4 separate regions of the Mus musculus genome follow, and regions 2, 3 and 4 are each linked to region 1. The links are chromatin loops, found by intact Hi-C in ENCODE. Cell type or tissue: heart. All regions are shown on one strand.

Evidence for each region. A loop is a pair of places that touch in the nucleus more often than their neighbours do. Peaks named below come from ENCODE experiments on the same cell type or tissue, not always from the same donor. Only the 100,000 strongest peaks of a DNase experiment are listed, where the experiment ranks them.
Region 2: it touches region 1 in a loop (5-fold over the local background); 21 of 42 quality-filtered maps call a loop at or near these places.
Region 3: a loop joins it to region 1, with 7 times the contacts of the local background. A loop is called at or near these places in 30 of 42 quality-filtered maps.
Region 4: it touches region 1 in a loop (6-fold over the local background); 24 of 42 quality-filtered maps call a loop at or near these places.

Annotation. Positions count from the first base shown.
Region 1 is chr1:131,258,236-131,263,235 of GRCm38, reverse strand. It overlaps Ikbke (inhibitor of kappaB kinase epsilon), which reads left to right. Exons shown (of 22, transcript NM_019777.3): 17 at 3,191-3,230; 18 at 3,953-4,054. The region is part of intron 1 of Gm28913 (a long non-coding RNA gene); the gene reads right to left. Among named protein-coding and RNA genes, the nearest start is that of Gm51644, 15 kb to the left of the region's middle. In heart, a CTCF peak has its summit at 2,662 (motif pointing right); a DNase peak (open chromatin) is centred at 2,660; H3K27me3 peaks cover 2,130 bases.
Region 2 is chr1:130,875,010-130,880,009 of GRCm38, reverse strand. It overlaps Fcmr (Fc fragment of IgM receptor), which reads right to left. Exons shown (of 8, transcript NM_026976.3): 3 at 4,857-4,988; 4 at 3,828-4,047; 5 at 2,106-2,257; 6 at 1,669-1,827; 7 at 1,499-1,557. Among named protein-coding and RNA genes, the nearest start is that of Il24, 9.9 kb to the left of the region's middle. In heart, CTCF peaks have their summits at 2,893 (motif pointing left) and 4,700 (motif pointing left); no DNase peak of the experiment used is centred here; H3K4me3 peaks cover 1,019 bases; H3K27ac peaks cover 521 bases; H3K27me3 peaks cover 2,441 bases.
Region 3 is chr1:131,113,265-131,118,264 of GRCm38, reverse strand. Gm51643 (a long non-coding RNA gene) reads right to left here. Exons shown (of 2, transcript XR_003947991.1): 2 at 2,358-2,715. Among named protein-coding and RNA genes, the nearest start is that of Gm51643, 3.0 kb to the right of the region's middle. In heart, a CTCF peak has its summit at 2,149 (motif pointing left); a DNase peak (open chromatin) is centred at 1,674; H3K27ac peaks cover 2,007 bases.
Region 4 is chr1:131,179,379-131,184,378 of GRCm38, reverse strand. It overlaps Rassf5 (Ras association (RalGDS/AF-6) domain family member 5), which reads left to right. Exons shown (of 6, transcript NM_018750.4): 3 at 2,125-2,235; 4 at 2,928-3,225; 5 at 3,711-3,826. It also overlaps a transcript of Eif2d not described here. Among named protein-coding and RNA genes, the nearest start is that of Eif2d, 29 kb to the right of the region's middle. In heart, a CTCF peak has its summit at 2,553 (motif pointing left); a DNase peak (open chromatin) is centred at 2,518; H3K27ac peaks cover 357 bases.

The sequences.
Region 1 (5,000 bases):
TTCTCTTTTCCCTTCCATCTCCTTGGCTTTGCTGGAGGGAGGCTTTGTTTGTTGGGGTTCTGTTGGTCTAAGGCAGGAAGAGTCTCTGCCTGCACATTGTCTGTAGGCCACTGAGAGACATTGTACCCGAGTGTCATGATAGAAGCTCAGGAGATGTGGATACAGGATACAGTGAGCTGGAGTAATGTGGAAAGGGGCCTGAAAAGAAACCCTTTAGTTTCATTTGGTTTGGTTTTGGCGCGCGCGAGTGCGTGTGTGCGTGTGTGTGTGTGTGTGTGTGTGTGTGTGTGTGTGTGTGTGTGTACATGTGTGTGCATGTGTGTGTACATGTGTGTGTGCATGTGTGTGTACATGTGTGTGTGCATGTGTGCACATGTGTTTTGTGTGTGCGTGTGTACATGTGTGTGTGCACGTGTGTGTGTGTGTGTGTGTGTTTTGTGTGTGCATGAATGCATGTGTGTTTACATGTTGTGGAGGCCACAGACTGATGCTTGGCTTCTTCTTCAATTGCTCTGCACTTTATATCTTGAGGCAGAGTCTTCATACTTGAACCCAGAGTTCACCATTCTGACTAATGTAGCTAGCCAGCTTGTTTTGGGGATCTCCTGTCTTTACCTCTCTAGCACTGGGCTCATGGGTGGCCACAACACCTGCCCAACATTCCATGGGTGAGCTCTAGTGTCCACACATTGCAGTAACACTGCACTTACTGAGCCATCTTCCCAGCCCCTCTAGTATGTCTGTAGACCACCAAAAGAGCCAGTTCATCTGGGAATGAGGATCAGAAGGAATCCCCATTAGAGTTCCTGGACTAGGAGATTTCTTATGTTATTGCTAATGTCCACAAAGACCTTCTGGGCAAGGGCAACCCTTCATAGGCTTAGGAAGGAAACCAGCTTGTCTGAGTTGGATGAGGGTGGAGTAGTCAGGGTAAGGATTGAATGTGGGAAGGGGTGGGGACAAAGTTGGAGAAGCCTGGGAATAAAAGCCCCAGTTAGCTAGCGAGCTGACATATTAGAGCTCACGTCCTGTTCCACCCTATGCTCCAAACATTTCCATATCTGCCTCATTGCCTAAGGTTCTTCTGGCCCCAGGATAATCTATAAAGCACTGTCAGGAGAAATATAATATCTAGCCATATGTGCAATTTAAGCTTTCTCACAGCCAAATTAAAAAGAAAAAAATGGGCAAAAGTAATTTAATAAATTTTATTCAATTCAATACATCCTAATGTCATTTCAGCATATACTTAATATAAACAAAACCACTAAAGAGATATTTTATGCTCCTTTTCATGCTAAATTTTCAAAATCCCATGTGTAGTTTATATACTTTATATCTCTGTCTAGAAGATAAATGTTCAGTAAATGTGATATGCCTTAACACAATTAAAAAGCTCTATTTAGTGGAAAAATTTTACTTGCTTCAGTTTTCAATTCTACATTAATTGAGTACATTAAATTAAAAATCCAGGTCTTCAGTCACCATGGTCACCAGTGTCCTGTGGTCATTAATGAGGACATGGAGATCTTCAGAACATGTCATCTCTTTCCTTTGGGGCCTTCCCTGGGATCCTGGCCTCAGAGGGCATGGGAAAGGCACATCCCCCTGTCCTTGGAAGCGGCAGGATGTGGGACTCAGCCAAGGTGTTGTGCCCAGCTGGCCACTGCTGTGGCTTAGGAGTGTGAGGAAGTTCAGTTTACCTCCACGTCTGGAACACCATATTCTCGCCACCTAAGCTTTAAAGCCTCGCCTTGATGTTAGGCACCAACCTAAATAGGACTCCATAAGTCTTTGAATTATTTAGTGCTCATAAAACTCTATGCACTGCCGAGTGTGGTGGCACACACCTTTGATCCCAGCTTTCAAGAGGCAAAGACAGGTGGATATCTGTGATTTTGAGGCCAGCCTGGTCTACATAGTGAGTTCAAGGCCAGCCAGGGCTATGTAGAGAGACCCTGTCTCAAAAATGATCATCAACAATAATCCTCTCTGTGTCACAATTTTCCTCATTTTATAGTTTAGGAAACAGGCACAGAACAGCTAGTTAGTGCAATCATTCTGCGTCCAGCTTCTTTTAACCATCCCATTTCATAGCCTCAAGAGTGTCTATATGTACTGCTCTCACAGAGTATTTTATTAGAATGTGGACAGCCCCAGGTGCCAGGAGTGTTGCACGCTGCCATTCTGGAAGGCTGCTCCGCAGGCTCCAGGGCACTCCCCTGTGATCCGGATAGGCATCCATGTGTGCACACGACGGTTACCCGAGCCAACTCGCTTGTTCACAGCTGCCTGGTGCTAGGAGGTAGAGCTGGAGTGTGTTCAGGTTCCTCGGCCTTCGCTAGTGCAGGCCCAGGAAGAGGACCCCACTCCTGGGGTGGTGGGATGGGAAAGTGGAAGCGCAAACCAGAATCCTCTTAATCCGTGGCTCTCAACCTTCCTAACGCTACGACCCTTTAATACAGCCTCCCAGGTTGCAGTGACCCCAGACCATACGATTATTCTTGTTACCACTCCACGGGTGTAACTTTATGTGAATATCTGTGTTTTCCAACGGTCTTAGGCAACCCCCGTGAAAGGGCAGTCATCCCCAAAGGGGCTGAGACCCGCTGCTCTTAACCTTGGAGCTACTGCAACTTGGGAAACCAATTTCCTCAAAGCCCAGCAGGGGGCAGTCTCTCCTCGTTGCAAGAGCTTTAAGGTCGTCGGCAGTAGCCTCGATCTAGGCACGGGCACTTCTACCCAAAGCTGTTCCTTCTGAAAAAAGCTGCTGGGCAAAGAGGGACAGTTAGAAGGTGGTGGCCTACCTGTGAGAGACTCCAGGGATGGAGCCAACCAGCTGCCAGCTGGGGAGGGTGGAGGATGCAGGGCCGAAGCTACGCTAACATCTCACCCAGCGTTCCCACCTGCAACATCTCCCGTACACACACCCGCCCACCCAGCAAGATTCGCCTCGCTCTGGAGCCCCAAAGCATTTCTCCTCAGCTCCTTTTTACCAAAATTATATTCAGTCTTTTGTCCACAACAGCAGTGTTGTCATAGTTACTTGATGTTCCATTTCCTCATCCCCGCGGGCTCCCCTAGGCCTGAGATCCCATAAAATGGTCCCCACCCTAGGCTGTTCTTCATCTTTTTAACTTGGTTCCCGGACTAGTTGAGTGGTGACGCCATCCCCATCTGTTTCCTTCAGGGCTCAGCTACAATGAGGAGCAGATCCACAAGCTGGATAAGTGAGTGGTCCCCTTCCCATCAGGCAGGTGGGCAGGAGGGAGGAGCTCATCGGGATGGAGTGAATCTTTATTCTAGGTGGGAAATAGTGAAGCACTTACCCTTGGCCATGGCTGGGTGAAGGTCGTAACTATCCGAGCCTTGTTATATAGGGTCACAGCTGAGTCAGAGGTTTCTCACAATCAGCCTTGAAGTAACTGGCTTTATTCCCAGCATGAACAAGTTTATAGGATTTTTCTCTCTAATTATTCTCACTGATTGGTTCCTTCCCCCTCCCTGCTTTTGACCTTTTGACCATGGGCCTGCCTAGCATCTCATAGATACTGTTTCTTGGACACCCACATCTTCCATGAGGTCTCCCTGGTCTGGTGGCTATTTGGAGATTTTTTTTCCCTCCCAGAGCTATAGCACCTCTAACTCCTACATGCATACACAGACACACATGTGCACACACCTGTGCTCTCCAGGGCTCCGTGTCCTTATTTTCTCCCAGGGATCAAGTTGAGAGTGGATGTGTTCATTAACCATTGTATTGGCCTCCCCTGTCTCCTTATTGGTACACGTGGCTTTTTCTGGCCTCTGGGCTTTAGGACCCAAGTGTATGGTCATCCTCTCTTCCCTGAGATCTGCCCCTGCTTGGGGCAGAGGGGTGGTGGATGGGCTAAGTCTGCATGCAGGTGGCTCTGGCTGCTCACCCCGGTCCATGGGGTCTCTGTCCTTCCAGGGTAAATTTCAGTCATCTAGCCAAGAGGCTGCTGCAGGTGTTCCAGGAGGAGTGTGTGCAGACGTATCAGGTGTCGCTGGTCACACACGGCAAGCGGATGAGGTAAGCAGCCTAGCCCTTCCTCTCTCTGAACTCAAGGAGCCTGGGCTGGCCCAGGGTTTCCATACTACAGAGGACCTTGGGCTAGGCTGGCCCAGCCCTTCCAGACTGCAAAACATGGGCTCTGCTCAGTAAGAGAGGACCTAGTGAGAAGTATAGAAACGGTGGCCGGTCGAAATGCTGGGTGACTTCTACAAATGTGCTTTTTCAGTTCCCCAGTGTTCACACAGCCAGTGCTACCATCTCCTTTTTCAGATGAGAGGACCCAGGCTCAAAGTACTGGTCTCTCCTTAATGCCACAGAGCTAATAGGTAGCAGGCTTGGGGCTAGAACATAGGCGAGGATGCCCCTAAAAAATCTGGATTTCACCTGCTGTGCTGTCTGTCGTAATGGGTCTCTTCTCTCTAGGGAGAACAGCAGCTCCCCTGGGGAGGAGAAACAGGGAGGCAGGGAAGCAGGCCGGGCAGTCCCCACTAACACTCCATCCCTCAAATTTGGGACTCCTTTTTCTAACAGGCCCACGGGGCCCCTGAGAAGGAAGGTCGGTTTCCTCATATGCTGTGTAGCCTGCGGGCCTGTCATGGGCTCAGTTCCTCTCCCCTCACTCTAGAATGCAATGCCTGGCAATCCCCGACACTCTGATTTGATGGGCCTAGGCAGATCTTAGCTATCAGATCAGTAGTTTAAAAGCTAACCCCATAATCCTAATGTGTATCCAGAGTAGAGAGCTCACTGTTGGCTTAATGGACCTGGGACTTGATTTCCTCTGTGCAATGGGGAAATGTCCCTCCTTGTGTGCGTTCCGATTTGAAGTTAGAATTCTCAAGTCTTGCCCTTACTCTGTTATGGAAACAGAGGCACGGACACTCCCCACATAAATGCTCTAGTGTGGCCTGTCATTACTCACAGAGATGCACTAGCCTGGAAGGCCCTCTCTCTCCCAAGCCTT
Region 2 (5,000 bases), 380 kb after region 1:
CCCAGTGAGACACTCCAAGACTTCCCCTTCATGGCAATTCTCAGAAGACCAGGCTACGTCAAGACTAACATGGCACAGGACTGTGATCCCCACAGAAGAATGCCACCACAGAGACTTCAATCAGTCATCTAAATGAAAGTTCTAAGAACTAGAAGGGCAGTCCTCTGAATGCAGGAAGCATCCTTTGTAAGGGACTTCTACATTTTGTATTTTACCAACAGGAGAAAGAGCAGAAGGTTGCTTCAAAAACACATCTCCCACTGAATGTCAACGTATTTGGTTTAAAAAAAAATGAAAACTTTCCCTATGAAGACTGAAATATGAAGACTGAAATAAGCCATTGAGCATACTCTGTATATTTGACACACACACACACACACACACACACACACACACACACACACACAGACACACACTTATTGAGAGAATGAGACAGGGTTAGCTTTCAGCAGGAGGCAGTCCAGAAGAGGGTCTTGTGAGCGAAGACTGGTTATGTCTGTGTTTGGAGGGCAGGTGTGGGGGGCACATTCAAACAGCTGGAGGTGACTACAGGGCTAGGTAGCATTCTTCCCTTTTTATATGATCATTTAAACAATATATTGCCAGCCAGGCATGACATGACTTCACGGCAGCTAATGGGAGGCAAGTACTAGTGAGATATGAGAATGCAGGGTCACGATCCTAAGGAAGCCATCATCTCTGTGTGTAGAAATAAGAACTTGGTTCTGGTGGTTGAGTACTAACCATGGACCAGGAAAGCTGCCTGGAGTTGTTGGAACAAAATGTCCCTGGATGACCTCATGGATTAATCCTCTTCTTCCTGTCCCTCTGGTTTGAACCCTGAGGGTTTGGGGGTCTGTTGTATTTAATTAATTTACACTAATTAACACACGCACATTTGATGCCCTTATTAACACGTTTTCTGACTACAAAGCCCAAATGTTTTAGACTTTGGGAATGCTTAAAGTTTGTTCCCTTAATTTGGGGGAACAAAATGATACCTGCTATGTTGAATGTCTGCATCTCTGCCCAGGCACTTTAAATAACGCGGCTCTCTCTCTCTCTCTCTCTCTCTCTCTCTCTCTCTCTCTCTCTCTCTCTCTCTCTCTGTCTCTCTCTCTCTCTCTGTCTCTCTCTCTCTCTCTGTCTCTCTCTCTCTCTCTCTCTCTCTCTCTGTCTCTCTCTCTCTCTCTCTCTCTCTCTCTGAGATGTCTGAAATACCTCTCTCACAGAGGTAAAACTATCTGAGTAGCTTCCACCCCATCTAGCTTTCTAGAAACCTAGCGTCCTTTTTACACCTTAGTCGCTGCAGGGGTACCTTCCCTACTAGACTAAAGACATCCAACATTCATTTATCCGAAAAGAAATGCTTGCCAGGTAACTAAGATAACCACAGATTTTGCAGCGCCAGCCTTCGAGGGCTTCAATTTAGGGACTGGATACAACCGGTTGGGGGGGGAAGAGCCTGGCTGAACGGGCCGGGGTGGGCGGAGCTTACCTGCGGAGAAGCGGGGGACGCTGAGGCTGGGGCGTTGAGGAGCGGAGCCTCCGCTGGACCTATGAGACAGAAGAAAGCGGTGAGGACCCGGGTTTCCCACGCCTGGTCACCACCTGTCCCCGGTTTCCGGCTGGCCCCAGTCTCCACGCCTCGCTAGTGTGTGCGCTCACCCAAGCTGTCTGGTCCCCGTGCGCGCCGGGGGCAGGCGCTGTAGACGTTGTTCTGCGAGCGCGGCCTCTGCGAGGCATCCCGGCGCTGTGTGGGGAACGGGCGGGAAGCCCCCCGGCCTCGCCTCCTCATCGCTAGTCGGCCCGCACGTCTGGAGGAGGCTTCAGGAGGTCACCAAGAAAAGAGAAGGGCATGGCATCAGACACCAGTGGCCACCTGCCTCTTTTCTCCCAGACTGAAGGCTATACACCTCTAGGATGCCTGGCAATGTTGTAGCCTGGACTTAGACGCCCAGGGTACAGAGCACAGGAGCAAGGGCAAACTATTTTTAGACTCCATTTCTCATCCCGGTTACCTGGGCATCCGAGCTAGATCTGAATGCTCTGGGCTCTTGTACTTCAGGTCTCCCAACCACAGCCCAGATCCTCAAGTGGCTCACCTCTCCTCCTTTGAATGGCTCTTTTTACCACCAGTCCCAAAAGAACCAGCAAGAGAAAGCCCAGGAAGGTCGGAATCAGGATGTGAAATTCTGGGATGGGGATGTGAAGCCCTCGGTCTTCTCTCCCATAGTGTGGGCCATGGTGGCGTGTCCTTGGCCGTGGGAAAAAGGAGAGAGACAGAGAACTTAGACAAGGAAAGGAAACTTAAAGACTCACCCTTCAGTGGCCACCTTTCTTTAGGTGATTTCGAGTTGACCCATTGTTAACAGAATTTCCTCCATCATCCCCAAAGAGATTTGTTTATGGGGTCAGGAGTCTTTGGTTCAAATTTAAGTTCCTCATTTTACTGGTTTTGTGCTCTTGAGCGAGTTTTAATTTCCCTGAGTCTTATTTTGTTATAAATGGGTATCAGAAATGGACTTTGGACTTTCACAAAACTGTTCTGACCAAAATCATAGGGGGTGGGAAGAATTGAAGACAGCCAGTCCATCGCAGGGTCTGATATGGCTTCTATTCCCACAGTTAGAAACCTTGGCATAGGCAGACCTGTATTAACCACACTTGGACATTGTGTGTCTTTATCACAGTTGACATGAAAGAAACATTTATTACGTGGATTTCTGAGATGGAAACTAAGAGTCCTAGTTTCATTGAAGCCACATAGATTTTATTGCCCCAGTTCCCTCACAGGATCCAAATGATAGCCTTTTTTCTCTTTTGTATTTGCTCAGGCAAATTGCTTGTGGGGTTTCACACACATTTGCTTTAATGCTGCCCCCTAGTGGTTCATTGAGGTCCGATATTTAGAACCAAGCTAAGCAATAGTAACATTTGTCACAAAGTGTTAGCAGCATTAAGAAGGAAAGAAAAAAAAAGTAAGAGTAATTTTAATGCTAATTGATTAGTAAATACTTTTAATTACTTTAAATTAATTAAACCCTTTTTCTCATTTAGTTATACATTACAACAGGCCTGAATGAATCTGTATGATAGAAAGACCTGAGTCTTTCTATAAGATCAGAACTAGGGAGTTGCAAAGAATACTACATGTGGGAAAACTCTGCTAACTAAGGTCAAAGTCCATCATGACTGGATAGCCTCTGGGCCTGGTGTAATATAAGAGACTCCCTTCATTAGTGGGGTTTCAAGGAGAAACCCCACTGACCTTACCTGGGGAATTCTAAACCCACACGTTTCTACCTGAGGAATGTCACGAAGCCTCAATGAGATTGCAGAATCAATTTTCTTTCTCCCGATAAATCTCGTTCAGCCAGAACCTGAGATTCCTAAAATGCTTCCCCATGCTAGTGAGGTATCCAGGTAAGCCCCCAGCCAATGACCTTTGCCTATTTTGGATTTTTCTACTTTCAGTCCCTCAAAACTTTATAAGCCTTGAATCACCCTAAATAAAGTTGATCTGCCTCCTGATAGCTGGTTCCAGTGTGGCTAGTCACTGTATGTACTCACAGGGCTTCCAAATCCCCTCCCATCTCGATGCCTCTGCTTCCACTGCCCTTGTGGACAGAATTGGCTGATGTCCACAAGGGCAGGGAGACCCACAACAACAAAGCATATTCTTTGATGATAAGACTAATGCATTTATACAGAACACTCAAAAGCAGAGCATTTCTCAGAGGGTTTCTGGAGACAAAGCTGAGAAGGATATAGGATGACTTCAGGGCTCTTAGTACACAGGCACTAAACATAGAAGCCCTTCTTACCTTTGCTCATGAAGTCTGGTGTGGTGGCTGTAGCTGGCCTCTAGGGGCCTGATTGCTTGCTGAGTGGAAGTCTTTGAGGCTGTGGTTGCTGGCAGGAGCGCTGGGGACTTGGTAGCTGACACAGAAAATGCTCTGTAAACTCTGGGATGTTGGGTTACTGAAGTGATGCTGGAGGGCTGGTGAACCGGAGGGGCCTCAGTCTTTGGAGTTGGCGTGGTAACTTCAAGAGGGAAGGGAAAGCTTACATCAGTGGGAGATATGCTGTGCTCTCCAGTCTCCAGGAGAAGTGGGTCTCCTCTTCCACCCACAATCACTTCTCCCCTTTTGCCCATACACACCACCTGTTTTTGTAGTCCTTGTGGCCACAAATGCCTTTATAGTGCTCTAACTACACAAAAAACTTTCATGCATGCATGCATACATACTTTAAATATTTTCTCCAGGATGCCTTCCCTGACCTCACAGGCTTACTGTCTTCTGGACATGGGGAGTACCTTGCTCTTCTGTGCTCATATATTCTTCCCAATTTCATCCCAGTCAGTCACACTCATGGATCTATGATCTGCCCAGTTACACTGTTTCTTTTGACCCCAGCAAGGCCTCCTAGTGCAGCAATGTTCAATTAACGTACCTAACTCACCAGTATATGTTAAGATGCATGGGAATGTTAGTAGATAATCATCTTTTAATTGCTAAATAGAGTTGTTAAAACCACTAATTACCAGCAGGTAGAAGACACCCCTGCAGGTAGCAGGAAACATACTGACCTCCAGTTGGCAAACGTCTGCCCAGTCTTGGTTTCTAGTCATTCAAATAGGACCTGGGGTTTGTGAATTGGGCACTTTGTTACTTGTATGCCACCTAGTGGTGGTATGTGACTCCTCCAACTAGGGCCTGGCCTCTTAGCTGTCAGATGAAGGTCCTTCCCAAGGAAAAAGCATGGGAAAGTCCCTTCAGCTTTGCTAACTGCCTTATGAATTGAACAAAACAAGTCTCCCTCTTCTCGCGCTCTTGACTTGATGAGCTCACCTTTGGCTATGACTCCAGAAGAGCTGGGATGTTCACTCCCGTGGAGCCAGGGCATCTGGTGCTGCAGAAATCTGTGCAACCATCTTGGCCGCTCAGAGGTCCATTCATCTTCCCAGAATGGTTCTGGGTATTCTATTGGAGGCA
Region 3 (5,000 bases), 140 kb after region 1:
GTGCAGACAAGGAACCAGAGGGGGTCCTAACGTGGCAGTAGAGGGATGGCTTTTCCAATTCACTAGCAGGAAGCAATGTTTGCACAAGTACCATCCAGGACCTGGGATGGGATCCACCTCTCACCTCCCCATCCTCACTTCTACCACATACCCCACCTCTTACCCCCCCTCCTCACCTCTACCACACCTCCACCTCTCACCTCCCCATCCTCACTTCTACCACATACCCCACCTCTCTCTTCTCCCTCCTCACCTCTACCACACCCCCACCTCTCACCTCCCCATCCTCACCTCTACCACACCCCCCACCTCTCACCTCCCCATCCTCACCTCTACCACACCCCCCACCTCTCACCTCCCCATCCTCACCTCTACCACACCCCCCACCTCTCACCTCCCCTTCCTCACCTCTACCACACCCCCCACCTCTCACCTCCCCATCCTCACCTCTACCACACCCCCCACCTCTCACCTCCCCATCCTCACCTCTACCACACCCCCCACCTCTCACCTCCCCATCCTCACCTCTACCACACCCCACCTCTCACCTCCCCTTCCTCACCTCCTCTCTGCACAAACCTGTTGTCATCTAAAGCTCATCACAGCTCTGACTTGGCATCAAGCTGTCAAGGCTCACTGAGCTGAATGTGTCTCTGGTTCTAGGATGAGGTGGATCAAGAGCACCCAGGAAGCCTGTTTACTAGTCACTTTCAGGTACTATAGGAAAATGAGGGAGGCTGTGAACTTTATAAATGGGGGAGCTGTAAGTCAGGGAGCAGGGCAGTGTTGTATGTTGAGCTTCTGGCTGACACTCCTGGGTGAGTTAGCTCCATTACAGTTGTGACTTTGAGACAGAGAGATGTATTGATTAGACAGCACCTAGGGCCGAGGCTCGTCTTGCCTGTTCATAATGACCTCACACTAGACCAAATGAGGGGTTTGTGAAAGCAGCTGAAGACACAGCATCAGTGATCCAAGTGCACTCTCTCAAGGTCTCGGCGCCCGCCCGTTACCTTACTAGACTCGCAACACAGGAGGTGCCACACCTAAGCTGTATCTAAATCATAGCGTCCTTCCTCCAACTTTGGCCCCATCCTCAAACAGGACAACAGGAGAACCGGATGGACCCTGCCGAGGCAGGTGGGACTTGGGAGCTGATAATCCTAGAAACAGCATGCAGCTCCAGAGATTTTCAGTCTTCCTGGTGTTCTTTTCCAAACGTTGTGGCTATTCCCCCCAGGCCTGATAGCTGAAGAACACTAAAAATAGGCCAGCTCATTTCAATTTAATTAGCCATTCCTCTGAGATCGCCAGATGGAACGAAGCAAAGACAGATGCGCTGGGGGCATCAGAAGTGGGAGTCGGTTCTAAATGTGGTTTTTGTGAGCCCAGACAAAGGCACGCTGCAGCCTGCGGGGACCACAGTCTGGCTGTTGCTCCTAGGTGCTGGCCAGGCACTGGGGAGAGCTGGTGGGTGAGGAGGGTTGGTAGGGGGTCTGCGGCTGGGGCAGGGGCAGAGAAGAGGCTCCAGGCCTCGGGAAAGCAGGCTACTTCCTCCTCAGGCTCGAATGTGTGGTCCCTGTGGAGGCACCTGCTTGTCTAGCTCCCGTCTTAGGGGTCTGTGGACAGGAAACATCCCACAGCAAGAAAGGGTTGGGATTGCCGCCAAGTGAGGTGAGGACTCTATTTCTGGAGCCCTTAAGAGTGGGAGAAACTGCCAGTTCCCCGGGGTCAGATATTTTCCTTATCTGAAAACAGGGTGACGTGCACAAAGTAAAATCAGGCAGCTCTTGGACAAAAGGGGTGGTGGTGGTGGTGGTGTTAAAAGGCCCTTAGAGGGCTGGTGAGATGGCTCAGTGGGTAAGAGCACCCGACTGCTCTTCCGAAGGTCCAGAGTTCAAATCCCAGCAACCACATGGTGGCTCACAACCATCTGTAACAAGATCTGATGTCCTCTTCTGGAGTGTCTGAAGACAGCTGCAGTGTACTTACATATAATAAATAAATAAATCTTTAAAAAAAAAAAAAAAAAAAAAAAAAAAAAAGGCCCTTAGAACCCAGAATTTATGCCCTTAACCAGCGGCTTCATAGTGCATAAAAGACCAGCGGTGTGGAACAAGTGCTCCCCCTGGTGGTGCACATAGGGATAAGCTTACCAGACGCACTTCATTAGTTTATTCAGCCATTCTCTATGTGATACAGTTTGTTCCCAAAACTCCAAACAAACGAATATGAGCCTGATGTGTGAATTAAGGATCGATCTCAGCTCTTTCTAGTTTCCCCTCCCCCTTTCTTCCCTTCTTTTCCCCCTCCGCCCCTCATTGATGGTTAGTCCCAAGCCAAGGGCATTTTTCTCATTTTGCAGGCTCATGTGAGCTATGATTTCATTGACTCCAGGATGAAGGCTGTGTGTGTCACTTTTCCTTTTGGCTCTCCTCCAAGGAGAAGAAATGGCCTTTTGTAACACCTTCGTGCAGCTTAGCTGGAACCTGAAGAATTGCTAGATTCCATACCCATGCTCTGGGGAGGCTGGGAGGAAGGATATTAACCACTGACCGAGAGCTCTGCTTTTGGTCCTGATGCCAGGGAGTGGTCTTCTCTGCTCAAAGCCAGCATCTCTGGCATTCATGCCTGGTCCTGTACTCCATGCTCCTCCTGGGTGACAGCCTTCTTTCAACCCGATCACGCATTACTTTACCGGCTGTCCAAGGTTGGCTGTCAGGAAAGGACGAGGGACCTGGGATTGTGGCACATAAACTGTGAAGACACTCCAAGATGTCTGTGCCCACTTGCCATGGTTCTTACAACCACAGAGCCATCCTCATCCTGGAGGTTTGTCCTTAGACTTCTCACTAGATGGAATCCTGTATCTGCCAGATACTGGGTGCCATGGATGAGAAACAACCCTGTGGAACCAATTCATGTTCTCCTTTAGGTAGACACTCTGTGGCTGAGTTTCTTTTGTTTTTGAGCTTGCAGACCAAGGTCTAGCTATTGCTTTCAGGCACCAGAAATGGCAGAGAGTCCTCCCCTCTGCTCCTCTTCTTCCCCGTTTCCCTGCTCACTCCTCCTCCCCTCATCCTCCTGCCTCCTTTGTCTTCCCCCTTCCTTTTTCTTCCCTCCTCTCATTCTTCTCCCTCCCCTCCTTCCCACCCCTCTTCTCCTTCCCCACCCTCCCATACCTTCCTCCCCTCCTCCCCCTTTCCTCCTCCCCCTTCCTTCCCCCTCCCTCTTCATCTCCCCTTCTTTCCTCTCTCCCCTTTCTTAGTGTCCCCTCCCCCACCTTCCGTCCCATGCTCCCCCCCCCACTCCACTCCCCTCTCCAGTAGGCGTATGTTTGAAAGTAGAATTGCATAGTATATTACAAGTTTTAAAGCATTGACTTCAGGTTGTTGAGATGGCTTGTAGGTTAAGGCACTTGCTGCCAAACCTGACAACGTGAATTTGATCCCATCTATCCCATAGGATAGAAGGAGAGAATAGATCCCAGAAAGCTGTTTTCTAACTCCACATGTGTGCTGTGGCTCATGTATGTGCACCTGTGGCTTATGTATGTCCGTATTTGTATGCACACATACACACACACACAAGAAATAGATACAAATGTAATACAAATTTTAAAGTTAATTTTTGAGGTTACTTTCAACATTTTTTTCTTTTTTGCTATAGCAAAACATATAACATGAGCTTTATCGTTGTTTTACAGGGCACGAATCTGCCCTGAGTAGCACAGAGTTGTGCAGCTCTCAGGATGCCCTGTCTCTAGAAGTTTCATCTATTCTCCACAGAAACTGTACAAGGCCTGTCTTCAGCTTAAGTCTGTATGAGAAACTGCTGGAGTCACTCTGTAATTTCTTGGTGCCTTGAGCAGATAATTGGTGGCCACCACACCACACTCCAGGCTTCTCCAGATCCTAACAACAGGCAAGGCTGTGGCCTCTTCACTGTCCTGCAGTCACAACATCTGTAGGGGTCGATATCATCCCTTTCCACAGCAGAGCCACAGCTAATCTTTATACCCTAGCTCTGGGCCAGACAGAAATTTGCTACTCCATATAAAGGAGGGCATCTGTCTGTACAAATAGAGAGCTGTCCCCAGAAAAGAGACTCTGGCTGTCCTTGGTCATAAAGAGATGCCAAAGGGCATGCATTTGGAGCCAGAAAGATTTGGGTTCAAATGCTAATGTTGGCCCTTGCTAATCACTTGGCTTGTTTGGTTGTTTGGGTTAAGTCACAGATGGGGACACCTTATGGCACAGAGATTCTTTACTTTAGAGAAGGAAATTCAGTAGTACTAGGTCTTCCTTCCTCCCTTCCTCCATCCCTTCTTCCCTCCCTTCCTCTGAGAATACCAGAGACAGCTTGGTTTCCTTTCCTATTGGCTCCTTTTCTGGGGCATCAGTTCCTAAGAACTAAGAATGCTCCCCATTTTCTGAGCCATGACCTCATTTGTGTTGATTAAATATGAAAAAAAAAAAAGGTTTCTTTTCTGCTGGGTGGAGGTGTGGTTTGTTCATTGCTGTATTCTATTGAATTCCCCTGCCTCCTTCCCAGTCACTGGCATGACTATTTCTCTTACATTCTAAACGAAACCTCCCACATCTGTCTCCAGACTCATGAAAGGGGCAGAAGACATGATATTTAGATGTGCACCTGTCTTAGTCAGGGTTTCTATTCTTGCACAAACATCACGGCCAAGAAGCAGTTGGGGAGGAAAGGGTTTATTCGGCTTACACTTCCATACTGCTGTTCATCACCAAGGAATTCAGGACTGGAACTCAAGCAGGTCAGAAAGCAGGAGCTGATGCAGAAGCCATGGAGGGATGTTCTTTACTGGTTTGCTTCTCCTGGCTTGCTCAGCCTGCTCTCTTATAGAACCTAAGACTACCAGCCCAGAGATGGTCCCACCCACAGGGGCCTTTCCCCCTTGATCACTAATTGAGAAAATGCCTTACAGTTGGATCTCATGGAGGCATTTCCTCAACTGAAGCTCCTATCTC
Region 4 (5,000 bases), 79 kb after region 1:
AGTTTTCCATCACTTAATTCTTTTTTTGTAGATGAATATGAGAATGTCCCAGGAATGACAGTCAGCCTGCCTGAGATGAGTAGAATGAAGGCTAAAACAGCAGCCACCCAGCTACCCATTCTGACTTGAAATGACCAGAGAGCAAGGCAGGGCCATAGCCAGGCACATCTGGTCCATAGAGAGGTATCCAGCATGTGGAGACTGGAAATGGAGAGTCCCAGAAGTGAAGACAAATGAGAGGAATCCGTTTGGAAGCCTCCAGATGAATGAGTCAGGTGAAGACAGCCTGTGAGGCTCACGTGAGTTATGCACTTTAAGCAAACAGGAGATGTCCCAGCAACTATTTTCTCTTGGGCATTCTTCAAGATCAAGTAAGAGGACATACTGGCAGGCCCCTACATCCTGCCAGCTGCCCTCACTCCAGATGTTAGGAGTCCCTCTTTGCCAGCTTCATAGATGATGCAAAACCCACTGGGATGCCTAGAGCTGGACCCACTGATAGGCCAGCTTAGATGAATGTTCCACAGGCCAGGTCTTGTTTTATCATCTGTTCATCCCAGGCCTGCAGTGTTAAAGTTCAGTGACCATTACTGGTGTGGTGGGGTGCTGATCCCGATAGCAGAAGGGGCTGCCCTAGGGTGGCCACATGCTCAGTTGAGAACTTGACTCCATGCTTATATGGACTTCATTCTTGCTCCTACTTGGCTACTCACTAGCAATGGGCTATCAGCATATTTATTTTCTATGTTCATGATCTTACAATAGGAATGCCATAGGTAGTGTGTCAGAGAAGGTATCTGGACCACCAACCCAGTAGTTACCATCAGGAGCTGTGGGTGAAAAGTGCACAGGAGCAGACCATGCAAGAGCCTCGAATGAAAGAGGATGTCGGCTCGTCTCTGTGGAGGGCTGGGAAGGTGGAGCCATACAGACCCAGCAATGCCCACTGCTCTTGGCAGTTTCCTGTGCCCTATAGGATTGGCGAGTGGGAGGAGGAAGTGCTGATGTGCTGTGCGTGTGATGAAGTCCTACAAATGGGCATGCTGAAGGGAAAGGCCAGGCATGAGCTCTGTTGGTGAGCACCCCACTGTGCTTCACTTGGTGGTGGGGACAGTGTGATGTGGAAACCGTTGTAAAATTCTTCAAACCAAACCCCAAGCAGGTATCAGATGCTGTCGAGTCATCCTTCTCTGGGCATCTGCTGTCTGATGTACTAGAGATGATTCCTGACTGCCCAAGTCTGCTGGGTTTCTAAGATCAGAATAATTCTGGGAGAATTTTCACCTACCGGCTCCCTGCACTCCAAGCCACTTTGGGGAGCATTAAGACAAACTGGGAAATGACCCTGAACATGAGGGAAGTCCAGAGAACGGACCTGTGAAAAAGACCTGTGGAGATCTCAGAATCCACCGGTACCATACTGCAAGGGATACTGACCTTAAGTTCCTTCTTCCATTTTCCTGGCGGGTCACAGATAAAGCAGGGAACTCTGTCAGATCGAATCATGTGATGCGGGGAGACCACAGCAGGACAGGTGTGGGATTTCTGGCTTGTTCTGCACATGGGGATGGGGGTATTGAGCTGGTAAATGCAGAGTCCCAGTGTTCTCACCTGGAGAATCAGGAATCAGGAAGTTTGGGTCTGTGAGATGTGGAGATAGCTGAATCCTTAGTGTATAGAGGAGGTGCCTGAATGAACTGTCCCTAACAGTTCATTCACTTGACAAATCATCACATGTTATGAGCAAAGCTTATTGCCAGTGACATGAGCTGACTGGCAGGCGGGATGTGCCCTTGGTCCCTGGCTATCGTTTTTTAGCATGTACTCACTCACACCTTTGTAGCTTATCGCTTCTTGGACACGGACAGGCCACGTCCCACTCACCGAGTTGATGGCCAGTGCCTAGGTATGGGGCATACAGACACTGGTCTCTCAGCCAGTCTGGGCTAGGTATTATTTCCATGTCATAGGTGAGGAAGCTTGAGGCTGAGAGAGATTTGAGTGGCTGGCCTCTTACTGCTCATGCTGGCACTTCTTTCTTAGCCAGAGGGGCATTTGGGAGGTATGCTTACTGCCCTCTGTATCCTGAAAGCCACTGTACACATTGCCACCTGTCTGTTCCAGAATGTCTGTAAGGCAGTGGAGGAGACACAGCACCCGCCCACGATACAGGAGATCAAGCAGAAGATTGACAGCTATAACAGCAGGGAGAAGCACTGCCTGGGCATGAAGCTGGTAAGCAGAGCCTGTCCATCCCTACCCAACATCTTTTCAGCCCTGCCTCCACAGGAACTACGACTCCCTTACAGCTCACTCTCCTTTGTCCAGGCCCAGCTTTCTGTGACCTCAGGGATCCAGAGAAATGGAATGGGCTCTAGAATAGACTCCAGATACAACCTCTGTTCCATTCACTCTCTGGCTACTTTGGCAAACTTTAACCTCTCCTTACTTCAGTATGAAATAGAGATCTCCACGCCCAAGCCCGTGCTTAAGAGATCTTGACATGTACAGTTGTCTTTAAGTGGTGACATCAGGCGAGCCCTGCCCCCTGCTGGTGACTGGCAGCAACTGGCTCCCTGGGGCTTCCAAGTCACTCAAGAGCCTCAGAAAATGCAGCTATCAGTCAGGCTGGAGTTGGGCTGGGTCTCTGAGGGCTTTGATGCCCTCAGAGGTAGAGAGGAGGCTGCAGGCTCTGCCTTTAGAATGAGACCCAACAAAGGCCATTGGCACCTATCTGGTAAAGGGTTGGAGTGGCCTAGTTAAAAACTTCCTGGCCCATGAGGAGAGTGAACTTCCTCCTGCACTTCTAGACAGGAGACTTGGGAAGGGACTCAGGCAGGCTGGATGGAGTAACCTGTCAGGTCTTCTGTAGTTTACAACCCAGAGTGAACTGGGCAGACAGAATCAGCAGTGCCTCCCACTTGCAGAGTGAAGATGGCACCTACACAGGTTTCATCAAAGTGCATTTGAAGCTCCGACGGCCAGTGACGGTGCCCGCTGGGATCCGGCCCCAGTCCATCTATGATGCCATTAAGGAAGTGAACCCTGCAGCCACCACAGACAAGCGGACTTCCTTCTACCTGCCACTCGATGCCATCAAGCAGCTACATATCAGCAGCACCACCACGGTTAGTGAGGTCATCCAGGGGCTGCTCAAGAAGTTCATGGTTGTGGACAACCCACAGAAGTTTGCACTTTTTAAGCGGATACACAAAGATGGACAAGGTATGAGTTTCTGACCTCTCCCTAGTCTGCTAATGCCCACAGTCACTAAACCTCACTATCAGTCCTGGGTGGGAAGTGTAGGCTTCCAGGCAGCAGGATTCATGGAAGGGCCAAGCACAGGCTCTGGGCAGGACCAGGCAGCTCATGCCTACTGTGCCCAGCTCCATGCACACACAGGAAAGACACACCCTGGGCTCTGGGCTCCTAATCTCTATAATGGGAAGGAGTCCGCCCACTGCTCCTCTTCCTCTGGAAGATGTTGTAAATGGAAATATGGCTAAACTTTGCCATATGGGAATGAAGGTAGTGCCTCTCAAATGGCAGGAATGGATGGAAGGCTCAGAGCCACCACTGCCGTGTCAGGTCCACGCCCATTAGAACCACCATGACTATTTCCAGTCATCTGGCCAACCTGTGCATTTCTGAGCCCGACCCCACCCTGTCCTCATTTGAGATGAGCACCCAGCCCTTCATTCTGCTTGCAGTGCTCTTCCAGAAACTCTCCATTGCTGACTATCCTCTCTACCTTCGTCTGCTCGCTGGGCCTGACACCGATGTTCTCAGCTTTGTGCTAAAGGAGAATGAAACTGGAGAGGTGGAGGTATGTCTGGGCCCTTTACAAAAACCAGTTCTGGCCAGATGGGTGCTGCTGTCTTAACTGCAAAGTGTAGGTGGGGCAGCAGGACTTCCAGAGGCTCAGCATTTAACCCAGGATCATCAGTGGGGCGCGCATCACAGGGAAGCAAGTTACAACCTGCACAGGGCAAAGCCTGTGGGAAGGATTTCATTTGCTTTGTGGAAATAGGGCTGGCATGGGGGTGGGTGTCAAACACAGAAACTGTGTTCAGGCCCCACCTAGTTTTTCCTAAGGCCCAGTAAGCTCAAACTCTGGGCTCTACTAGACATAGACAGTTTTGAACCACCTTTCTCTCCTAAAATGCTGACTTCCTTTCTCCAAAGGGGGTCTAACCATGTTAGACTCCTGGCAAAAATGTTGTCAAATCAGGCAGAAATCTTCCAAGCCCAGAATACTTGGGATGCGGTCTTTAGGGAGTGATGGAATGGAGGAGAGGCTCAGAGTGGGGTTGTTTTTGTTGTTTGGAGGAGTTGGGGGGAGAGGGGGGGGTTGGTCAATGGAGTCATGGAAGACCAGGGCAGATAGGGCTCTACATTCATTTCAACCAGGACAGCTCAGGGTGGTCTCGAGTCTACAAAGGCGTGTTAGTGAAGGGTGCACTGAAGGCTGTGCTCTCTGCGGGCCGCAGGCCTGGGGCTGGGAGAGTTGGAGCAGCTGTCGTCTGCACTCTGCTGTGCCAGCTCCAGAACTGCTTCCCCCACTCTCTCTCTCTCTGTGGACCATAGGTTCTTATTATCTAGTGTGGGGATTAGACCAGGCCCACCGTGAAATCCTCCCTTGTGCTCAAGGAGCTTGGAGTCTCAGTCCTTTCTCCCAGCGGAGGCTTCAGCCTGACCAGCTAGAGCCAACTGAGAGGTGTGCAGAGTATGCTCGGTATACTGGTTCATGAGAAGGTGGGCAGCAGGGTGGAGCTTGAAACCTGACGTCACACAGCTCATGAGAGGTGTCCTCCACCTGCCTCTGGGGAGCACGTCCAGCCCCAAAGTGAAGACCTCAGCTGCAGCTGCTCTTCTATAAACACAGGTGTATCCTCAGCTGCGGCTGCTCTTCTATAAGCACAGGTGTATCCTCAGCTGCTGCTGCTCTTCTATAAGCACAGGTGTATCCTCAGCTGCGGCTGCTCTTCTATAAGCACAGG